Linked DNA regions of Homo sapiens: all the other regions are linked to region 3. The links are chromatin loops, found by intact Hi-C in ENCODE. Cell type or tissue: heart right ventricle. All regions are shown on one strand.

Region 1 (8,000 bases), 690 kb before region 3:
TTTAGATAAGTAGAAGTCTCATGTAAGGCTATTCAGCACAGCAACTGTGAATCCAGATGCTGAGGTTGGATAGACCTGACTGCCACATGCGCTGTAATTTTAGACAAATTGTTTAACCTTTCAAAGCCTCAGATTTTCCACTATAAAGTGGGCATTGTTAAGACTTACCATCCAGTGGTCTTGCAAGGATTAAGTGAGATAATGCACAATTCCTGGCACATCATACATGACAGTATGCATCAGAGTTCATAGAAACTAATTTGAGCCTTGGCGTCTGTGATGGTCTTTGGAAAATAAGGAAGAGGACAGGAGACAGGCAGATGGTTCAGGAGACCGGGCAGGACAACGTTTGTGATGTGCTTCTCTGTGCAGTTTCACTGGCCCTGTGCTCAGAAGGTCTTATCAGGCAGGACATGCCATAAGTTTAAAGGGCCGCCAGGGGCCCATCTGAGGCTAAACCTTTCTTTGTGCAAAGTTAATCCCTGACAGCATAGAAAAGCAATGAGAAAAAATTGCCAAAGGAAAAAAAATGTGACTTAGTGAGTGATGGAAATAGAAAGGGGTGGGGGGAAGTAAGAGAAAAGCAACAGCTCTCCAAGGACTCCAAGGAGGGAGCTGGAAAAGTGTGGTACATGAACAGACACTGGGAGGGCAAGAGAGGGCTTACCTGTTTAAATAAATCAGAGCTGGCATTTATTATAACGATTGCTAGAGACAATAAATACAAATCACAGATCAGGCCAGGTACGGTGGCTCATGCCTGTAATCCCAGCACTTTGGGAGGCCGAGGTGGGCGGATCACGAGGTCAGGAGTTTGAGACCAGCCTGGCCAACATGGTGAAACCCCATCTCTACTAAAAATACAAGAAGTAGCCAGGTGTGGTGGCGTGCACCTGTAATCCCAGCTACTCAGGAGGCTGAGGCAGGAGAATCGCTTGAACCCGGGAGGCGGAGGTTGCAGTGAGCCGAGATCGTACCACTGCAATCTAGCCTGGGTGACAGAACAAGACTCCGTCTCAAAAAAAAAATCAATCAATCAATCACAGACCAGCTATTATGGATGATATTACAAAGACTGTACTAATAGCAACTGCCTGTGGTACCTTTAGTGTCCTTGTCTTCTGCTCTTCCTTGCTATCCCTGGTGACCTGTTTGGAAGATTTGAATCAGCCTTTCAGGGGTTTTTCCTGAGTCTCCCATTTCTCTCGAGCACTCCCCTCCTACCTACACGTTTGTCTCCTAGCTTTCACTCCACCTCACCACTGCACACACCCTTGCACACAGAGACATACATGTTCACTCACACATACATGTGCCCACTCTCACTTTGGGCGCTTCTCAGATTCACTGTATTTACTTGGCGAGCTCTTTCTTCAACATGTTCATAGGAGGCCATTTGGCCTAAGATGTGTTTCCTTATACCAAATGCCATCTTCATCAAACCTGCATCTCTAATTCACCTTCACAGAAAATCTCTCAGGCCTCATCTATAGCAATCACCATTCACTTTTTCTACTCCCACAGCTGGGTGCTTCATAGTTACTGGAACTTAATAAATATGAAATAGTTGGAATAATTGACCCCTTATCACCATTTATCAGAAGCAGCTTTTCCTACCTCTCAGTCTTCCCTTAAAAGGAAGGGCCTGCCACTCAGGCCTTCCAGTTCTCTAAGCAAGAAAAGCAAAGTCCCTGGAGATGATAAACTGTTCCAAAAGCTTCAGCCCTCACATGCCTGCTTCCCTCTTTGTGAGTGTAGAGAAGAATGAGAAGCAGCCCATTAATTCAGCAGTAATACAGTGTTTTCCTTTGCAATGTCCTTGATTTTATTTTGTAGTGATTCTTCAACATCACAGGTTAAAGAGGTACGTTTGCTATGGGATGTCTCTAGGCAAATCGAGTGAGCAAAACTATTTAGTCCCCTCCTCTTTGTCCTTACTGAATCTCTTCCTTTTCCTTTAACACCACTAGATCCTCCGATTTCCTCTCTAGGCTCCACTCTCTCAGTTTGCCTTAGCGTATGCATCTGATGGGTTCTAGTACCTGGCATTGGCTTATGGCCAGCTTTTCAAACACATCTATCATTCTCAGTGCTCTGATGAGACACATAGGGCAGGTATCATCATCATCATCAACATCATCTTATAAAATCTCGATCATTTTACAGTTATGAAAACTGAGACCAAAGTAATTGGGATAAATTAATCAAAATGCAAATTCAGACTTCCGATCCAGATTTTTTCCTCATTGATTTCCTTCATCTTTAATGCTGAAGGCAGAGATGGCAAATATATGGCGTTCTTGTAGCCACTTTCTACTCTGGTACCCACTATAACTGTTCTAGTTTTCTTGTTCCTTCCTAAAGTGCCTTGGATGGCTTAGAAACACTTGTAATATTGTTCTGGATAATCACTATCAATTGAACAAAGATGGCAAGTAAATTAACACACAATTTTCACTCTTAGCCGAGGTCAGAACTTCCCAAGTGATACTGGAAGTAAGAATTCTACAGAGCAAAGGCTTTCAAATGTCATAGGATGACTTAGTTGGAGGAGCATCAGGGGCAAATGCAAGGGAACTAATTTGTTTTTTGAGATGGAGTTTCACTTTTGTCATCCAGGCTGGAGTGCAATGGCCTGATCTCGGCTCACTGCAACCTCCGCCTCCCAGGTTCAAGTGATTCTCCTGCCTCAGCCTCCAGAATAGCTGGGATTACAGGTACCCACCACCATGTCTGGCTAATTTTTGTATTTATAGTAGAGATGGGGTTTCACCAGTTTGGCCAGGTTAGTCTTGAACTCCTGACCTCAGGTGATCCACCCCTCTTGGCCTCCCAAAGTGCTGGGATTACAGGCGTGAGCCACTGTGCCTGGCTACAAGGGAACTAATTTTAATGAGTGCCTATGATTTTTGTAGACTTCGTGTTAATTCTGCTTATAACCTATTGAGATAAGCAATGTTATTTCTGGTTTTCAGTTGAGGAAACTGAGGCTTAGCGTTGAAGTCACTTACCCAGACATGGAGTCAAGCAAGAGATGGAGTCTGAATTAGAGGCAACATCTGAGCCAGAAGCTCTGCCATAAATCTGCCCTCACCCACTCTCTTCCCAGCCCTTCAAACTGAACTTCTTTTCATCTTATTGTAATAGCATGCATCTCAACATTAAAAGAGAACAGCTATAGAAAAAAAATATGGGGCAGAGAAAAGAGATAAGTACAGTCACAATGTCAGGATTTGTTGTTTGTGATCTTGTGTATAAAGGTATGAAGCCAGAATTAGCTCTTTTTTCCCCAAGAACTGTGTGTGTTTAAGTATTATCCTGCACAAGTATGTAAATTTTTAAAACCCATTTCTCAATCCTTTTTCTATTTCCTTGAAGATACCCTTATAATACCATGCATGTGTGTGTGTGACAATTTTCCCTTTGCTGCTCTGCAGTTAGTGGATCAGGATCAACGATTGTGGCAGGAGGAAGAGGAGGAATAGAAAAGAATATCAAAGGCTGTATCAGCCGCCCAGTATTGATTAAACACTTTCTGTGTATCTTCCATTGTTCTAGGCACTGTGGGCACCACAGAGAGTGTAAGACAGGGTCACTTCTTTCTGAGACATTATAATGAGCTTAATTTCAAAGACCTTAATATCTGGTAGAAAAAAATAATGTCTGAATTAGGAAAGTAATAGAATCACAAAAAGCTAGGAGTTGAAAGGGACTTTATATTACTTGCCGCTGCATCCCTCACTGATGGATGAAGATGAAATTGTATTTTTGCGGCTTCACCGACAGGGGGCTCATGCTCCCTTGTAGTGGCACATCTTTACTCCATCACTTGTGCCTGATGACCCTAGTTCTGCTGTCAGGGCAGCTTAGTAAACGTCTCTTTCTTCTCATAAGAATGCCTGATAGATTAGAGGGTGGCTACTATCTCTTCCCTTAGCTGCTTTTTTTCTATCTACTCTTTCTGCAACCATTTCTGTGGTCATGTTTCAGAAACTTCACCATCCCTCCTCTGGATCCCCCCTAGTTAGTGTTAACAAGACTACTGAGAAAGAAGTATTGGGTTAAGAGAGACTTCATTTCTTTGTGCAGTTTGCAAACCAAAAATTTGATAAAGACTTCAGTACAAAACAAAGATGCATTCCCAGAGAACAAAGAGAGGGTTATGTTTTATAGAAAAAGTTCCCACATGGGCCCACTTATGCAAATGAGGGATGCACACTTGCTTAGTCCTGATTGATTGATGCTCATTGACTTCTGATTGGTGGATGCAGGTCACAGCCTATAGTTTGATTCAGGCAGCATAAACAGAAAAAGACAACTTTGAAAGTCCCAAAGTTATGTGTGTGTGGGTTTTCCTGGGATGCTGAGTACCTGTGTGACCTTTCTTCAGCAAATGGCTGCTTGGTTGTATTTTACATTTAGGCCCAGTTCGCCACTCAGGATCCATCTTTAAGGATTCACTCTTTTAGAGTTTATGTTGGCCAGAATCCTCCTTAAATATGATTGAGGGAAACAAGTGTAATCCTCCAAGATTGGCTGACTCGGGTAGAAGATGCTGCACCATTTTTCCAGCTCTGAACACTCTGCCTCTTTTATTGCGGGCTAAGTTTGTGGTAATATTTTAGCAGCTGCAGAATACCATTGGCACCCATTAAATGCATGCTGGTAAGCTTCAAATTATTTCCTTGGGGATGGATGTCAGGTTAAAGGCATTTTAGGGTAATTTTAAAGTATTTTAAGGAAGTTAGTCATCAAACTTGAGTGCTAATTCTGGTTTTACTACTATTTGGCTGTGAATCCTTGGGCAAGTCCCGTTTTCTGGGCTTCAAGTTAATATCCCTGTTAAATAAGGCAATTGAACTATTAATATATGATCTTTCAAGTCTCATATACTATTAAATTTCTGAGCGAAGGCTAAATTCCATCTCCTGTAAGAACAATTGCATTTTCGAACCCACATGCAAAATTTCACATTTGCCCCATTACGTTTGTCCCATTTATTCCAGAATGTTTTGGCCCAGGTTTCCAAGCTTTTAAGAACTTTTTGAATTACAAGCCCATAACTGAATGCATTGACTCTTGTGCTTCACAATGTTTCATTGGTAACAGATCAGCTGTTTAAGAAGCTCTTTTAGAATATTGTCTGACCAACTTCCTTCCTGATCTTGACTCTTTTCAACCTGGATTTCTCAACTCAGCCTATTCTTTGCTACCAATACTCCTTAGTTTATTAGCTGGCACTTTCTAGAACCTACCCTTTGCTGTTTTTGAGAAATTATGATTAAAATTATGTCTTTAGTCTTCAGGCTTATCTCCTTTTCACCCTTCTCAGTTCCTCAGAGTTCCCTGATTAAAATTTCGCACGTCTACAAATTCTTGATTCATGTGTGATAAACATTTTGTCATTTAACTTTTGGCTGTCCAGCATTCAGTTCTTGTTTTTGAAGAGTTCCCTTGTTGCACATATTAGTGGTAGATTGCAGTACCACACACCTTCCATAATGGAAGTCAAAGTGAGAGCTCTCTCCTCTCAGCACCACAGCCAGTATAGAAGTGCACTCCCTACACAGTCAGGTATTGCTGTTCAGGGCTGATTCTGGATAAAATGATACAAAGATGGAGGAATGTTTGAGGTGAGTTTCCAACAGCTGTTATGGTTTTCCTTGGTGGCTGTAGCTGTCTCCAGCTTGAGGTTGTCTTTACCAAATCTCCTATAACACAGATGCTATATATCCTGCTATTGATTTTCAAGAGGTCTTGCCATTTTCTAAGCCTTCATCCTCATCTTCTCAGTTTTATGAAACTCCCCTATATTTCCAATAGATTCCTCCTATAATTAAGTTAGTCAGAGATTGTAATTACTATTTGTAACAAAGAATCCTGATAAAAACATCTCTGTAGACACTGCAGGATGTAATCATCACCAAGACACTGCCACCCAAGAACATCTCTTCTTGAAGAAGATTGTGTGTGCAAAACACTGGCTACATGTGCATACCCCCTGGGCACATAGGCCCAAACTGCCCCCTTTGTGAGCCTTGCTTCTGCTCAGGCTTGGCATTCCCAAGTTAACCCATCTCTGACTTTGTTTTCCTGTTCCCCACTTTTTGGACTACTATGCTGCTGTTTCTTTCTATGTGTATGGTGGTCTTGAGCCAACCACAGTCTCAGCCTTGACCCATCCTTGTTCCAGGCTTCCTTGTGCTGTTTATCACTTACTTCACTTTCCCAAGAACAAGAATACCACAGCTGTCCTTCTGGCCTGAATCGGGTCTCTCTTCATTACTCCTTCCCTTGGCAACATCAACCAGTTGTGTAGTTTTAAATATCAACCTCTTGACAGTGATTCCAAACTTTACATCCCCAGCCCTGACCTTTACCCTGAATTCCAGCCTTCTGTTTCCAACTGCCTGATCCACATTTCCAATTAGTTATATGATAGGCCTCTGAAACCTAACATACTTTAAATTAAGCTTACAGACTCTGCTCCTAATCCTGCTGCTACCACAGCTGCCTCTGTATCAGTGGCTGGCTACTCTCTCCTTCCATTTCCTCTGGCAAAATGCTTTAGGATTATCTTTACCTGTTCTTGTTCTCTTACACCTCACATTGGATCTCTCTGGAAAGTTTGTTGGATAAATCTTCAAAATATATCCATAATTTAATTTATAAATTTAGTATAATACCTCTCCAAATACCATTAGATTTATTTCAAAGGCTAGCTAAGTTGATTATAAATTTACTTGGCAAAACAACAAGCAATAGAATCTCTTCTGAAAATGAACAATAAAATTATGTTAGTTCAACCAGATACTAGAACATGTTCTTAAAACCTTTACAAGGAAAACAATGGGGATTGATGCATGAATAGCACAAAAGACATTAAAACAGAATAGAAAATCTAGAAATAAACCACATTTTATATAAATTTTTTAAATACAATGAAACTAGCACCCAAATCAGTGGAACGGAGAGCAAACCTGTTGGAGGGAACAGAGATAAAAGCGAGATGTCTTTAAATATGCCTTATTTTGTATATTTGACATCAAAACTAAATAATATCCCATGTAATGACAAAACCAAAATAAAATAGAAATAAAGCAATTTCTAAAATTAAGAAGCAAAATAAAACCAATAAACCTTAAAATGTCTTGTATTTTTGACATAACTATACAGAAGGGAATTATTTCAAAAGAATTTAAAACAAATGATTTTTGTGCTACACTCAAAGCACAAAATAAACATACAAAAAGCTACCTTAAATTAGTTTTCATAATTGTGTTGCTAGTACGATATTGGTAGTGTTTTAAAACACACTTATATATACACTTTTACATAGATGGTAAGATGATGAGCCTGGAGCAATCTGCTATACAGAAAGCCAGCAAGCTATCAAAGACTGCTAAGAGAATATCAAAAGGAGACAGGATCCCACTTAAAGATGCTCCCTTTGACCAAATATCGGGCATTTTCAACATCAAAAAGAATAATCAAATTTCTGCTTCTAGGAATGTATAATAGATTGACTTTTCCGTATTCCTTCTGCTAAGCGCAAGTAAAAACACTGGAATTGTATTTTAAAAATCCATAAAACTCTAAAAGATGGAGAGAAGAAGTTAAACTTACTGGTGACCTCCGGACCAAAGGAACAACATTGTCATGAGTGCCGTGGGTTTTCTTTTTGCCTCATATATCCTAGATTTGGAGGCCAAGAAAACAGTAACTTGAAAGAACCAATGAGTGCAAGCAAAAAAGCTGCCCATCTCCAAAACAGAAAATACAAGGAAAGAATTAAGCCCTAGTGAACCTACAATTACATTTCAAGTAAATGGTCTAAATACACCCATTCAGAGATTGGCAGAAAAGAAAAATCATATGACTATATTAATTGAAGCAGAGTATGTAACAGAAATGTGCAACAAAATTAAATGCATATTTATGATTAGAAACTCTAAGAGATATAGAGGGGAATCTTATTCAACTTGATAAAGAACAGCTGC
Region 2 (8,000 bases), 1.1 Mb before region 3:
CATGTGCTTTACGCTGAGTTCTCATATGTTTGTGCCTGCACGGTCCCCTCCGAAGTTAGGGCTTCAATGTCTGTCTGCTTATTTGACTTCGTTTTTGCTTGTCCTTAGACATGAGTGCACAGCCCTTTTGTTTTTTCTTAGCAAACTTACACATAGGATCTTCAGACACAAATGTACATATGTCTGAGTCTTGTTCATATTCTCATGTTTTAGACACTGATTGTATCAGTTGAGATCCTTTTGACTGAAAGTACAAGATAATCCTGACTCACTTGGCTTAAGACGTTGATCATCACATAACTCAGCTAAACAGCTAGGGAAGGATCCTGATGAAGTGTATTAGGACTCTAGCTCTACTTTTTGTGATTCTCCTGCCTCTGCCTTTCTGTATTTTGCTATATCACCAGGTTAACTTCTCTCATGGCTACAAAATGGTTGCAGCAGATCCAGGCATCACAACCAAACACATGGACTAGGGGCCCCACAGGGTTGTCTTTTCTTGTGGGTGGGTTGAAACTGAGAAAGCTTTTCCCAAAGCCCCTAAGTAGTCTTTCCTGTTTCATTGGCCAGAATTATGTCATATGTTTATTCCCAAGCCAGTCATTCTTAAGGGGAATGGAATTACCCCCAAGCACTTTAAGCTCCTCCAGATTCTCCCCTGGGGCTGGGAATGGAACTCATTTTCCCTGAGGCATATGGTTGCCTGGAGGGCATATGTCTCCATAGAATCACAGGGCTCTGTTAGCAAGAAACAGGAAGTGGCTGTTAGAAATGACAGTACCTGCCACCCAGGTCTCCTCCAGGAGTAAAGCAAATGCTCACCTAGGCTTTCAGCCTTGCAAATACTGTCATCCTGCTCCTCTAGGAGTAAGCAGGTGCCTCTTGGGGTACAGGGGGTAGAATGAAGATGAGAACATTGATACCGTGTACATTTTACTCCTTGTATCTCTCCTCTTAGGGAGAGCAACCTAGTAATTTGTTGTTGTCATCATCACTGTTCTGGTCTGGTAAACTGTCCTGCTAATGTTCAAGGCTAGACTTGTATGCCTGGGTGATGAAACATTTCTGCTTGTGGTTTTAGCTGGATCCAACTATCTTGGTTGAGCAAGCTGTGTGAATTCCTCAGAGCTGCTATGTGATCCTTTGGGAGCATAGCTTTTGGAGAGTAGGTGGGAGCAGGTAGGTGGTGAAGAGAGGGGAAAAGGGGGAGTAGTAAAAAAATAAAGAAATGCATTAACATTTACTGAATACTTACCAAGGGCCAGGCTCTGAACTTGAAGTACATTCAAATAATAATAAAATCATACACTGCGTAGTGCTTTTTATATCTTAGGCACCAAAATCAGTTTAAATATAATAATAAATTGTTTAATCCTCATAAAAATCCTATGAGGTAGCTTCTATTACTTTCCCCATTTTGTAGGTGAGGAAACTGAGGCACAGGGAATGGTTAAAATGTTTGCTAAAGTCTTGCAGCTAGAAAATGACAAAACTGTGATATGACAGAGCCCACCACCCCCTCTTCTTTTCATGAAGTCATTCTTTCTACATTAAATCAAGCTTTAATGTAAGTGTAGTGTTCCCCACTTTACAGATTAGGCATTTCCTAGGGAAGCAAGGAAGTTAAGGGACTTGCCCAAGGTCATTTACTGGTCAAAGGTAGAGCCAGGATTCAAACTCTAGAGTTTAGGAGCATGCCACTTCTACTAACCTGGGATACCCCCTCCCACCGTCAGCTGACTTCCAATTCACCCACACCCCCACCTTTTGGGAGATCTTGGAGACTTTCAGACAGATACCAGTTTGGGTGACCCATGGTGCTCACCAGTGAGGCAGCAGAAGGCAATTCCTCTCTAGCACTTTAGCTCCTATGTAGTCATCCCCCTCCGTGTGTCCACCCCAGGAGGCTCTTTGGAGCTTCAGATCCCCATGAGGCAGGCCTCCCAGAAGCAGGGTCCAGCTAGAGATGGGCATTGGTGGTGATGCAAGAGCTACCCTTGAAGGAGAAGAGCAGAAGTCCTTGGATCCAAGTTGACCTATTTTTGGCCGAGTCTCCTTTTATCCTGTCGCTGGTGGATCTGTAGCTTGATTTGTCACCCAGATTGTGGCTGGGCCTCTCAGCAGGCAATGTATAAGCTTCTGTCCCCAGACCTAGAATTGCTGGTGATATAGCAACTCTTCGCATTGGATTCTGCTGAGTCGAGCAGCCCTCATGCCACTGGTAATGAAGAAGTGTTGGGATTAAACTCCTAATGGCTCATTGATTGGTTGAATTATGCTCAGTGTAATTCTGAAAATAGATTTTAAATATGTGCTTGGGGATTTGTGGGGATTTGTTACTTAGGAGCTTTAACTAAATCATGGCTGGTTTGACAGAGACATCAACACAGGGAGCCTGTGCCTGGGATGTGATGTTCATCTCTGGGTGACCCCTCTCCCCCTATTCCCCAAAGTCAGGAAAATGTGCTGGGTGGGGTGGCTAGGGGTGGGATGGTCCCCCCTCCCTTCACATATATTCCTTTGTTCAGGTCTTGAGAAGGTCAGCTTGGTTGAACCAACCACTGCAAACCCCTCAATATTGCTAAGGTGAGATGGAGACATCACAGGTTCTGGATTCTCCCTTTTATTTCCTCTGAAGTTAAGAGCAGAAGTTGTCTTCTTTCTAACTCCAAGCTTTCACTTTTCCTGGAGCTGCCACTCTGGGGAAGAACCAAAGGGGAAGCCTTCATGGATGCTTAGCTAATCAGCCTTTTGGCATATTCTGGTGCCGTCTTTTCCTTCTGCATCCTTGTATCCTAGGTCTAAAGGGGGAGCTGTATGAAGGGTTCCTGGTCTTGGGCTGAGCTTCTAACATCCATGCTTCTTTTGGTGAATGCCAAGTTAACTTGGAGACAATAGAAAAGCTAATGAAGGCCCCTCTGTGAGGGAGCAATCATTAGAAAATAATAATCAGAGACCTCCCAGCACACCCCAAATCACTCACCTTATATTTCTTTCCCTCTGGTCTATCAGAAACCTAAAATGCCTCCCATTTTTGGTGCAAGGTAGATCAGAAAGAAACAAGGGATGTTGTAAGTGAGGCTTAATGAGGCAAATTTGAAAGATGCAGTTAGACCATATTTCCATGGGGAATTTGGTCAGGGGCTTTTTTTTTTTTTTTTTTTTTTTTAAGCTTCGTCTCTTCCATTTTAACCTCTGTCTGAAAGGGTATATTCCCCTTCCCTGGGATAATTTATACTCAGCCAGTCTTTATGAAAGAAAAAAAAATATCCCCAGAGAAGGGAGGAAGTAAAAACAAAACCTGGAAGAAAAGAAAAAAAAATGACACTCTCCTCTAATAAAGAAATTACTGACGTTCTACATTATGAACTGTATTAATTTTTAATGGCTGAGAAAGGAGTTGATTTATAATGCATCCTTCCCGGCTGCAAAGCCTGTCCCCAGCTAATAAATAAATGACAGGTCTCTTGTATTAAAAGTATCCATCATCTTACAGTGTTGGAATGTAAATGGTGAGAGGCATTGAATGAGAGGCCCCTGGGAGGGGGTGTGCCCTGCTGTGCCCAGCTGGAGAAGAGCCTGCCATAGCATTCTGCTTAGTTCTGACACAGCTTAGCCCATTCCTTCATCTTGTTTTCAGCAAAGTGATCCAAATAGCTGCAACTCTTACGGTCCAGGAGAAAGTTCATAAGAAAAGGTGATGGGCCATTTAGGAACAATTCATGATGTAAATTTAAATTCCTGGTGTTTAAGCAAAACTGTCCATGGCTTCTCCTTACATATCCTCAGGGCTTCCTCATTGGCTTCCCATGCATCTCTGGGATTATGTGTTCAGTAGTTCATCCTTTGATGGTGGTCACAGCTCTGGTTAGCCTCTCTATGTCTCTTTAGAAAACAGACAGAACACCTAACATTTGTTTCTGGTTTCAAAGTAATATACAATCACTGAAAATATTTTGAGGAAAATCCAGAAAAGTGAAAAGAAGAAAATAAGAATCATCCCTAATGCCACCCCAAGTGATGAATGCATGACATTTTGCCTTATATGCACAGGCTAATAACATACGCAGACATGTACACATCAACATGGACATGTATAGCACACACAAATGAGATCATATTCTGCATACGGTTTCATAATCTGAATTTGTCATCTAGTAGCCTATCATAGACCTTTATTTCACAATGCCACTATTTTTAATGGCTACATAATACGTGGCCAGGCTATATTCACATTGGAGCCGCTGTAGAGCTGGCGATCAGTCAATCAAGATGCATTCCTTCGTTCTTCATTACAGTGCCAACTCCAGAATAAACATAGTGCAGGAGAAAAACTGAGTACAAAGATGATTTTTGCACAGAGCTCCTAATCTTGGAGCAACTACTATGCTGCAGAGTCAATGCAGTGAGGCTGAGAGATGAACAGAGTGGCATCATCCCCGCATGAGGGAGTCCACACTCCAGCTGGGGAGACAGGCCAGGAAACAGTTCTGGAGATATGAGCATAATGAGATGCCTGCCACAGAGACCCTGCAACTAAAGGGCCCAGTGTGCTTAGAGAGCAGTGGCTTGTTTAAATTAGGGGAGCAGAGGCTTGGGTAAAGGCTCCACAGAGGGGAGAGTGTTTGAGCTAGGACGCTGCGGGGAAACTTGGACTGGCAGAGATGGACAGGAAGGGCCTTCCAGGCCACCGTAGCAGTAGCAGGAGGCAGACAGGGGGCAGGGTTTGGTGGGGGCAGGGCTGGAGGTGAGTGACCAGAGAAGGACTCCCTCCCGGGGTGGAGGGAGCAGGTCTTGTTGATGTATTAAATAGCATAGCTTATTGACACAATAATTACGAATTTATTCGTAGAATTTGCACTTACATAGTCCAGGCCTTTGTTTATCACGCTTGTCACTGTTTCTCAGAAGTAGGTGATGACTAGAGGAGTGAAGAAACTATCAACACTGTAATAAAAAAGGTAAAACAAAGTAGCAAGTTATTCTCTCTGAATTTAGGGACAGTTCCAGGCAGACATAGAGAGACCCCTGTTCCAGAAAGAAGAGAAATGAAACACTCACTGAATATACCTTTCAGCACAGGGAACGTTATGTAGAAAATGAGAGCGATCTAGCAGTTGCTGCCAGCAGGCTCCACTCCCTCTGATTTATTTATATTGTCTTCATAGGCTTATAAAAATGGAAGTTTGCCTAGATTTGGAGACTAACATTTCTATCCTTTCACATATGAATTTATTTCTTGATTTGTTGTGCATATTTCTAAACATAGATCGACCAATGACTTTTGCTTTTGGAAAAATAAAAAAGAAAATCTCGGAGCTGGTGAGAAGAGGAATCAGAGACCGTGTTCCTGCAAAGAACCTGCTCCGGTGTTGCCGGAGAGGTAGGCGGGGAAGCATCCAAGAAGCATTTATTCCTTGAGCACCTGAGAGAGCCTGTTTTTTTGGCAGGTGGAAAAGTGGCAGCCCAAGATCAAGTCCTAGCTGGTCTTGGTTTTATCACCAGTTAGTTGCAGTTGCAATATGATCCTCGCTTATATTTTTGCCTTCAAATCTTGGACCCAAAATTATTCCAGCAATAGGAGTTGGCTGAAAGCTAAGTTTTTCCTTTCCTGCTCTTTAATTCTCATTCACTTAACTTCCTTGTAGAACATAGAAGTTTTTTTAATCTGAAAAATATCTCAGAGATCCAGTGAGACTTATCTTTTCGTTTAGTAGATGAGGAAACTGAGGGCCAAACACATAGTTCAATGATATTAAACTGCATAAGGATTTGGAAGAAGGAACAGGTCTAGGACCAATGGCTGTTGTCTCATGTTTCTCACTCCTGAAACTGTAAGTGGAAATGCAATCTTTTCATTTTCCCCAAAGTTGATGTTTTTTGTTTGGGCCATTTAATAAGGAATGTCTGACAAAAGTGAACTGTCTGACTCAGGTGCAGTAATTGCCACAGAAATTGGTTTTGGTGTCTTTGGGGAATTCTGCAGTTGAACCCAGAAGGCATCCTTATCAAGTAGCGTGTTCCAACACTTTTACAAATTCTAAGAGCCTCAGATATCACTGTTTTCCTTTGGAGCGATATTTTGTTATTTTAGTAAACTTTCAAGGGGCACTGCCACTTTGCTGCACTGGCTTCCTAGTGAGATACAGTGTTACTATCTTAAGTCTTTTTTTAAAAAAATTGAGACAGGGTCTCACTGTATCGCCTAAGTTGGATGGAGTGCAGTGGTGTGATATTGGCTCACTGCAGCCTCAATCTCCTGGGCTCAATCTGTCCTCCCACCTCAGCCTCCCAACTAGCTGAGACTACAGGCGCACCACCACGCCTGCTACCTGGGCTCAGTCAATCCACCTACCTCAGTCCCCCAAAGTGCTAGATTTATAGGCATGAGCCACAGTGCCTGGCCAAGTCAGGCCCTGCTACAGGATTTTTTGTACATGATCTGAAATGTTGTCTGCACTTGAAGGATCTCTTAGAAGGGTGTCTGAGTTCCTACTGGCATTGAAAAGGAAGGAAACTTGAAGCTAGGCATCTGTTTGATTCCCAGGCTGCTTTCATGTTACTTAATGCTGTCAGATCATAAAGGGAATTCATTTCTATTCCTCAACTTCTAAATAACTTCACACGATTTACAGTTGACAAACAGCACACTGGGACTCTTCTTGCATTTCATTGTTTCTGTGGAAAATTGGTTGATAGAGCATCACCAAGTGTATGGCTTCTTATCCTCAGGCATTTCTTCCACCAACACTGGCGATGGTCCACTGTGCACAGAGCTCTGGGTTAGAGAAGGAACCCTGTTCCTTTTTTCCACAGTTCTGTTATCTGGTTACGCTCTGACCTAGAGGAAGATGCGGGTATGATTTTAAACAGTCTTTACCAGTGCACGGTTTCACCTGCTGGTAGTGGGTCTTTACCAGTGCACGGTTTCAGCTGCTGGTAGTGGGTCTTTACCAGTGCACGGTTTCAGCTGCTGGTAGTGGGTCTTTACCAGTGCACGGTTTCAGCTGCTGGTAGTGGGTCTTTACCAGTGCACGGTTTCAGCTGCTGGTAGTGGGTCTTTACCAGTGCACGGTTTCAGCTGCTGGTAGTGGGTCTTTACCAGTGCACGGTTTCAGCTGCTGGTAGTGGAATTTCAGAAGACCGTTGTTCTTCGAAGTCAGGGGTTATCCAAGTGTGGTGTGCAGACCAGCAGCATCAGCATTAACTGGAAACTTGTTAGAAATGCAAATTCTCAGGATTCACTTCAGACCCACTGAATCCGAAACTCTGGGCATGGGATTCAGCAGTCTGCATTTCAATAAGCCCTCTGGGTGATTCCGATGCACATCAAAGTATGAGAAGCACAGTATAAGATATTGGTGTAGTTTCCTTTTTCCCCCGATCAAAAATATCTGAAGAAGCTGAGAAGTGCTTCAATATAGTTACTAATAGTGCATTATAAAACATTTATTTATTTAGTAAACATTTATTGAGCATCCATTAAGTTCTAGGTTCTGTATTGGGTGTTAGGAGCACAAATAAACCAGCAAATGGCTCATTCTGCTGTGGTTGTTTTGGTATGAACATATAGAAATACTTTTTTGTGACAGTGATATAAACAAGAGGTTCTCAGCCTCATTCTCACCCTGCCTGTGATTTCCGTGCTATTTCTGGGCCTCTCCAAATGGGCAAGTTTGCCAAAGCTCGGGGTCAGAGTGTCCTGAGTGAGAAGGAGGATGTAAGCAAGGCGCAAGAATGAGCCATGGCTGGGGGAATGTTGCCAGCTCTGCATTTTATTTGTGAATAATAAGGAAGGAAGTGAGAAGGTTTGTGTTTTAGGTTGTGTTAATACGTTTCCCTTATGTCAAAACCACCAACTCCTAGCACCCTGTCAAAATGGCTGCACTGAAATATCACAGTTCGTCGAGGATCTCATTGTCTTATAGGTTCGTGGAGGATGTAGAGATGGCAGGATGGCAGCCAAAGAGCTGAAGGTGGGATTCTGTGAAGAACAATGC
Region 3 (8,000 bases):
AGGTTTTAAGGCAAAGAATAGATGATCAGGGTGGGTCTAACCTAATCACACTAGCCTATTAAAAGAAGAGAGTTTTTCTGGCTAGTAGAAGTAAAAGAGATTCAAAGCATCAGGGAGGGGTGGTGGTTAAATCCACTTTGTTGGCTTTGAGATGTCACAGGCCAAGGAATGGAGGCGGACTGTAGGAGCTGAGAACAGCCCCTCTGACAGCTGGCTAGGAAATGGGGAGCTCAGTGCCTACTACCACAAGGAACTGAATTCAGACAACAGTTTGAGCTTGGAAGCAGATTCTTTCCCTGAGCTTCCAGATAGGAGTCCAGGCTGACTGACGCTTGGGTTTCAGTTTCGAGGCCTCTTGAACAGAGAACCCACGGAGGTTCCCTGTGCTTCTGACTTACTCACCCTAAGACAGTAAATAGATAATGTTCGACAGCACTAAATTGGTGGTAATTTGTTTCCCAGCAATGTAAAACTGAGGTACAGGTACTGATATCCCTCCCCCATGAGCCTGCCCTTTACTCCTGAGGCCCATGGCAGAGTGGGCCAGGCAGCCCCTGCCTACTCCTTCTCCCTTGTCCCATTTCAGCCCCACTGGGACTCCAGACACTGTGAGTGCTTTACAGGCTGGACACATCCTGCCACACCATCTTTCTCATATCATCTGGCACAAGGTATTACAACACCAATTATAAAACATCGTGAGAGAGCTTGCCGCAGTCGCTTCTATTTATAATCTTCCTCTTACCACAAAAACTGCTCTCTGCAACAGGCACCAAATTAGTGTCCTTGAAGGCTCTGGTTTTTTCTTCATTCATATAAGAGTTTTTCCTTAGGTAGTCGGGTGTGTGTGTGTGTGTGTGTGTGTGTGTGTGTGTGTGTGTCTCAACAGGGAGTGGGCAACTAAGCAGCTAGTCATTGATGAGCCCTAGAGATTTCAGTGTCAATTCATTCTCCCTTGCTGGGCTCTGTTTTTCCTTACCTTAATTAATGTCATGTGTTTCTGGTCTTTTCATCTTGTAGCCACTAAAGATGAGAAAAAAGCAAAACAAAAAACAACAACAAAAAAACTATTCAGAAAAAGAGAAGCATGGCTCAGGTAAGGCTGTCTTTCGGGAATATCACTGACTTATGTCAGACTACAGGAAAATCTATTTCAACAGAGACAGGAAAAGGTAGAGGACCAAGGTGTGTTTCTCCTGTTGCTCTTTGCTAAGCGGTCTTGTTGAAGGGGCCACTCACTTATAGCATTAATTTTTAGGTTGAAGTCAAGTGAAGTTGAGGAACAGTAACAGTTTAGGATTTAAAGAGTATAGATCCTTTCCTAATAAAGTAAACTGAGTATCACTTGAAACTAGCTGATATTGATGTGGTGCATTATAGATCTCTGAGCGTAAGTCTGCAAGGTATCCCTAGCATTACTATGCCACAGCCTTCAAAGTAGTACTCTGAAAAAAATAGAGTCACCAGGGGAACACATGATATTGTTCAGAACACGCACGGACATGACAGACAGAGACCCAGAAGAATCATTTCCTGAACCAGAGCAGACACCTTAAGGGAAATCCTGCTGATCCCAATCCAGACCCGATTTTGTTGGGGACATATTTCTCTATGATGTTTACTTAACCACTGTTTGAAATTCATGTTGTTCATCTTTAAAAATGTTGCTCTGAACATTTGCTAGGGGAAGCTTATAGTGTGCTTCACGTATTTCCCATACACATCATCAACTACCACCATCAGCCCATGGTAAGATTTCTGTAAAAGGTCACACAGCATTTTTGTCTGGAAATGTGGAGAAGGAAGCTGAGCAAAATTTAAATTAATAGGTACGTGGGGGAGAAAACAGGCCTTGACTAAGTCTGAAAATAAGACTCGGAAAATTACAGATCCATTTCCTTTTTTTTTTTATTTTTTGAGACTGGGTCTCCCTTTGTGGCCCAGGCTGGAGTGCAGCGGCATGATACGGATCCATTTCTAATTGAATTTGAAGAAGAAAGTGTGAAGGCAAGTTTGCCTCAAGGGAAAAATGAAGGGAGGAGATGTCCACTGCCACTAGGAACATTTCCTTTTCCGAGGTGTTACACCATGGGGAGAATGGGAAGAGGATGCAAGCTCAGTTCAAACCCAAATGCAGCCTCTCCACTAACCACTCACTTTGCCCAAGCTGCTAACTATCTCCCAGACTTTGTTTCTTTGTCTGTAAAATGGGTATCATAATAGTTATTTACCTCAAAGGGGTTTTGTGAATAGTAAACATTCAGCCCAAGGTCTGGTTCATGTTTATGGTAAGTTGATTATTATCATTACCATCATATTCATGAACTGCCCAAATAAATGGAATCTGTAATTTCCTAGAAATGAACTTTGCAAATTTCTTGCTTCTGCTGAATTCTCTTTGGTGGCTTCCCCCATGTTTTCATCCAAAATGAACAACTGAACCTTTCATCTATGCAAAATATAATGAGAACCCAGCTGCTTGGGAGTAATGGACTTTTACTAGAGATTTGAGGGACTAGGGATGGAGTGAAATGAGATCCCACAGAACAGAGAACAACTTAAAATTCAATCCTGGACATCACTTTTTTATGAGTCAGGACTTCTCTGAGGCCCTCTTTGCTCCCCTGCCTTGAGCCATGCTGGGAAGTCCTCATCCTCTCTCTTCTCTCTCTCTCCTTCTCTCCCAGTGCACACCCCTGGCCCCACTCCCCGAATCTTTGGTACCATCTAATGCACAGCAGAGCAGCTTTTCATCCCTCACCCCGACATTTGCATATCCCCAAATTCAAGAAACCGCCTCACTAAAGGAAGTCTCCAACTGCTTTGAATCTCTACGCTTCGCAATGACAAGGCCTGGAACAAGGTTGTAGAGGTGATCCGCATATGTTTACTTGCCCTGTGGCTGCTGCTAGGTCACTGCTGTCTGTCTCCTTGCATGTTGCATGTAACTGTACAGTGGCCGGAACATTCAGTGTGCTCAGTAATAATGAGCTCCCTTTCCCTAACCCTCTTGCACACATCCTCCCCTAAATGACCAGATTTGAAAGTCATTTTGATTGAAATCCTGAGTGTGTGCAAAGAGCCTAGGAGGAAGCTGGGCCCCAAATGCTGAGAGACAAGGTCGATGAGGGCAGTTGGCCCAGGCCCAGGCAGAGGCCAGGGACAGGAGAGGGACTGTGAAAGAACTCTCTCTGAACAACCAACAAAGAGTCAGTGAGGAGTGGGTGGACCAACTGCACAGTGGGGAGGAAACGAGCCTGAGAGAGCAGCCACGCCTCTCCCCCATCTTCTCTATCTTCTCCCAGGGTGGCATCAAACTCCCCCTTCCAACAGCACTTTAAACACCAGTGCAGCACCTAGCAGGCCAAACCATGTGGATGAAAACAAATTAGATTCTTCCCTGCCCCACCCCAGCTGAAGTTTGCTGACTCAATTCATTCCCCCTCCTTTAGGTCTTCCTGTTTATGTTGTCATTTTGTTTTATTATTTATTTTTAGCCCTGATTTCGGAAGCTTTTATTCTGCTGGGCATTGGCAGGATATCAACGGCACTGCTCTGCTCTGTGCTCTGAATAGATCATTGTGCAGGCCTGGCCTCGGTCCCTGCAGAGACAGAACGCTAGTGTGAGCCACCTCACGCTGCCTCTTCACCGGCCTGGCCAGCCCCGGGCCTGCTGGTGTTCTCTGCAGGCCCCGCCAGCACAGCATTCATGTTCATGAATATTAGAAATAGAAGTGAGGTTAGATTTCGTGTGGTCCAGCCCTTCACCCTCCAATGGAGAAACTGAGACCCAGAGGAAAGGGTCAGCCCAAAGCCATATATTGAAGTAACCGAGCCAGAGCCTAAACCTTGGACTCTCAACTTCTGTTATAATGTTCTATTCCATATGCTACGGAATCACTTAAAGAACAAAACCATCATTTCCTAAATTACACAATAGGTGAAGACCAGAGTGCCTGATCCATTTTTATTATTTACATATTTTTTCTGGACTCTGGATGTACTTACATTCACACACACACACACAAACACACACACACAAAGTCCAGGACATCAATAGGAACTCCTTTCATCGTTCTCACAGGTTATTCTCTGTTATTTTTTCTTCTTTAAAAAATTTAAAAAAAAATTGCTGTGAGCTGGTAGCAGCAACCTGGTGCGGCTTGCCTCCTTGGACAGGCTGCAGCAGCAATGAAGCAAGGGACACGCTTCAGTTCCCAGGACAATGGTCTCTTTGACTGGGAATATACCAAACCAGAATTACAAGTGTGCAAGAATAAACAAGGCTGGAGTCAATCTAAAGTTGTTTTACACTCTGTTTTATTAAAGTCAATGCATTTCCGTTCCTATGTGCCCAGCTTAGGCTTGCTTAATTATAGACACCCGGGGTGAATGCTAATGTAGACAGGACAGTCGGTGATTGGAAAACAAGGCCCTTTTCTGACCTCTACAGGCCATTTGGAGGAAACAAGAAATTGCTTCTGGAAAATTACCGACCAGGAGGCACCGCAAACGGGGCTGAGGGAGGTTTCTCCTGGACGCCTCCTTGAAGCTCTGAGTTGGCTGGACTCACGTGTGTCCTGCTTTCCTGCAGCTCTGCTCTCCATGCGTAAGAGGTTACTGAGGCAACGGGTAGGAGGTCATTCTCAGGAGACCGTTCTAACAGAAATTAAGATCTCAACCATTCAACACATATTTATGGAAGTCCCACCACATCTTGGGCACGATGCTAGGCTCTCAGGATGTAGCAGTGAACAAAATTGTCTTTGTTCTCCAAGATATTACAGTCTTGGTGCAGTGGGGCGGTGGGGGGGAGGTGAAGAGGGGACAGCAAAGTCCACAGGCAATGCCATACAACAAAAGCTGTGACTGGGTTTCTCCAAGATGACAGTAGGAACTCAGAATCAGATCATGGGAGACTTCTTGGAGGAGCCTACATTTAAGCACATAATGGATAGATCTAGGCACATGGATGGAAGAAGAGGGAACAGAAGAGTAAGGTGCTTTCTGAGAATTGAAAGTAAGTTTTTATGACTTTAACAGGGGCTGATGTCAAGAGAAGAGACCAGAAAATTACGTAGTGGCTGGATCTGAAAAGGCTCAAGCACTAGGTCCTGTCTGCATTTTATCCTTAAGACCATGGGAGGTCACTGACAAATTATAAACTGCGAAAGTAGAAGCCGGTTTTCCTTCCTAATACTATCAGGCTGCACAGGGATGAAAGGGTTGGAAAGGAAGCACAACCAAAGGTGAGAAGAGTGGTAAGAAAACTTGAAGTCCAGGTGAGAACAGTGTTACCGAGTCTGATTCTTAGCTTTGGACTCCAACCAAAGCTAAGATTCACACTCAACAACATTGCAGATTCATCTATTTAGTGAAGATCTGAGTACCTGCCTCGGCCAGACAGTGAGCTCTGCATCTGGCACACAAATAAATCAAACAACGCCGGTTTACTATCGGCATAATCAAGTTTAGGAATTTGGAGGTAGAGATTTTGTTGGGAGGAGATTTTGACTTTGAACCTGTTGAGTTTGAAAAGGAGCAGGAAGTTATGCAGAAATGGCCAGTAGGAGTTACTTGTATTTGAGTCAAGGATCTACAAGAACAACACACTTTCCTAGAAATGGAGACTTGCTCCATAACCTCTCAGAGGGCCCTTAGGGGTCTTTGAAGAAAGATGTTTTTCCTTGGAGAGCAAGTTTAAGAGTCCGATTGCCTGAGTTAAGGTTGTGATCTGCTACTTACTACCTGTATCATCTTAGGCTAGCCCTTAAATTCTTAATGCCCTCATTTATAAAGTGAGCATAACAACAGAGTTTAGCTCGTTGGGCTGAAGTTTTAGGCTTAAACATGATGACACCTGCGATGGTCTTAGACTATTATAGATACTAAGTGTTGCTAATTACCACGTTAGCTGTAACTGTGTTATGGTTCATATTCACCTCCTCTGGGGAAGTGGAGGGAGCATGAGTTAGGAAGTCAGATTTCCCCGGGAACAGATTCCAGCTCTATCATTTACTAAACGTGTCTCTTTAAGTATGGGTGCACTTCATTTTTAAAATGGCAATCATAATGTCCATTTATCCCACAGAGCTGGTACTGAGAGTGAAATGAGTCACTTATGTGATTGTCTGAGCAGAGCAGAAACACAGGCAGATTTTTCCTCCTCTAATACCTCCCAAAATAACTTCCTCTTCAGAATGAAGTGTGGGTGGGGTCTGGTTGATAGTCTTCTACCCCAGGACATTCATTCATTTAACCCCCATACCCTGGATGTTTGGATGGCAGACCTGTCGGCTTCTCTGCTTCCTGTCCCGTCCCACAGCCAGTAGAGACAATTGAACTCAATGCCATGTCTTGCCCTGCCCTTCAAGACCAGGGCTACACTCAGACACTTTAACTGAATAGCTCCAAATAATTATGCTTAAGTGTTACTTATTTTGCCAGGAGCTGGTCATAATACTTGTCTGATACCAAGAAATCATTTTAACCCCATAAGAGCCTAGAGACTATAAAAGATCATTGAAATCCCCCCATGTAGAATCATCTTTGCTTCAGCCTTTTTATTTACTTTTAGACAGAGTACAGGGTCTCACTCTGCCACCTAGGCAGGAGTGCAGTTGTGCGATCACGACTCACCGTAGCCTCAACCTTCCACTTCCAGGCTCAGGTGATCCTCCTGCCTCAGCCTCCCTAGTAGCTGGGACTACAGGCATGCACCATCACGCCTGGCTATTTTTTTTCTTTATTTTTTGTAGATTCAGGGTCTAACTATGTTGCCCAGGCTGGTCTCAAACTCCTGGGCTCAAGGGATCCTCCCAGCTTGGCCTCCCATAATTCTGGGATTACAGTTGTGAGCCACCACGCCTTGCCTGCTTCAGCCTTGTAAACAGTCAGTGCTCTCCTCTGTTTAACTACTTGTCATAAGAACTAAATGTGGCTCATTTGGTAATTCTCTCATAGACTGTGTTCTCTACCAATGATACTGAACCCATTTTACTTTGCATTGGAACTGGCCCAGAATATATACACACTTCAAGTACAGTTTATGTCACATGCTAATGAGAGATGAGTCCCGTCTTCTGCCCAAAAGGCCTTCATCTTGACATCTGTGTGACAGTAGAGCCTAAAATCATCAACCAGCTGCCCCTCACCTGTATGAACATGTGTCATGTGTCTGAGGATCAACCTTCCCTCACTCATTGTTATGCTTAAAGCCCTGTGCCGTGTGTGTGTGTGTGTGTGTGTGTGTGTATGTGTGTGTGTGGTGGGGAACTCAAACTCAGCTTCAGCTCCATTATGTTGAATTGTGTGTGTGTAATAGATGATTTTAAGTTATATGCAATTGTATCTTTTTATTATTAGGCACTGAAAGGTTGTAATAGAATCCATTTTTATCTCAAAATTCCCTTTTACCACTCTATTTTTTCTTTTCTAAAGAACACTTTTTATCAAGCATTGGTAGCATGAACCAAACTGCAACACAAACAAAAGAGGACATCTGTTGGGAAGACAGCAGCAGGCTCCAGAGCTGATGAATTATTTTTGCCCAGAAAAGCCCTCCTGGTGGGCACCAGGCTACTATGCATGTCTTTCCAAGACTAGAGAGTTTGGGGAGCTGGGGTGAGCTGTACCAGCAAGGCAAAACAAATCCATCATTTTAATGCAAATCCAAATGCTGAGATCCACCATGCGAGTCATTCTTCTGTGGCCCTAACAAGGATGACTTATGTCAGGCATTTCCTGGGAGCTCCTTCTCTTGGCATAGGGCAGAGGCTGCCCTTAGCATATGAAATCGACTCTACGGCACCATTTTCCAGGCTGATAAATGAAAGGGTGTAATATGACCTTCCTTGTGTTGGCAGCCCTCAAGGTGAGCTTGTAACTCAGGGAGCAGGTTAATTTCAAATATTCTTGGTGGCTCTGAATCCTCTTTCTGGAAGGAAACTGAAGCCAATGTATGGAATTCTTGGATGCTGATTCTTATTGATGGGATTGCA

Evidence for each region. Peaks named below come from ENCODE experiments on the same cell type or tissue, not always from the same donor. Only the 100,000 strongest peaks of a DNase experiment are listed, where the experiment ranks them.
Region 1: it touches region 3 in a loop (3-fold over the local background); 14 of 110 quality-filtered maps call a loop at or near these places.
Region 2: a loop joins it to region 3, with 7 times the contacts of the local background. A loop is called at or near these places in 2 of 110 quality-filtered maps.

Annotation. Positions count from the first base shown.
Region 1 is chr15:87,600,854-87,608,853 of GRCh38, reverse strand. All of the region lies in intron 1 of LOC102724465 (a long non-coding RNA gene), which reads left to right. Among named protein-coding and RNA genes, the nearest start is that of LINC00052, 28 kb to the right of the region's middle. In heart right ventricle, a CTCF peak has its summit at 3,790; no DNase peak of the experiment used is centred here.
Region 2 is chr15:88,012,126-88,020,125 of GRCh38, reverse strand. All of the region lies in intron 14 of NTRK3 (neurotrophic receptor tyrosine kinase 3), which reads left to right. Among named protein-coding and RNA genes, the nearest start is that of MIR11181, 70 kb to the right of the region's middle. In heart right ventricle, a CTCF peak has its summit at 4,456; DNase peaks (open chromatin) are centred at 4,705 and 7,712; H3K4me3 peaks cover 940 bases; H3K27ac peaks cover 1,266 bases; H3K27me3 peaks cover 512 bases.
Region 3 is chr15:86,912,455-86,920,454 of GRCh38, reverse strand. It overlaps AGBL1 (AGBL carboxypeptidase 1), which reads right to left. Exons shown (of 23, transcript NM_001386094.1): 23 at 4,299-8,000. Among named protein-coding and RNA genes, the nearest start is that of AGBL1-AS1, 600 kb to the right of the region's middle. In heart right ventricle, a CTCF peak has its summit at 4,438 (motif pointing left); a DNase peak (open chromatin) is centred at 3,615; H3K27ac peaks cover 1,472 bases.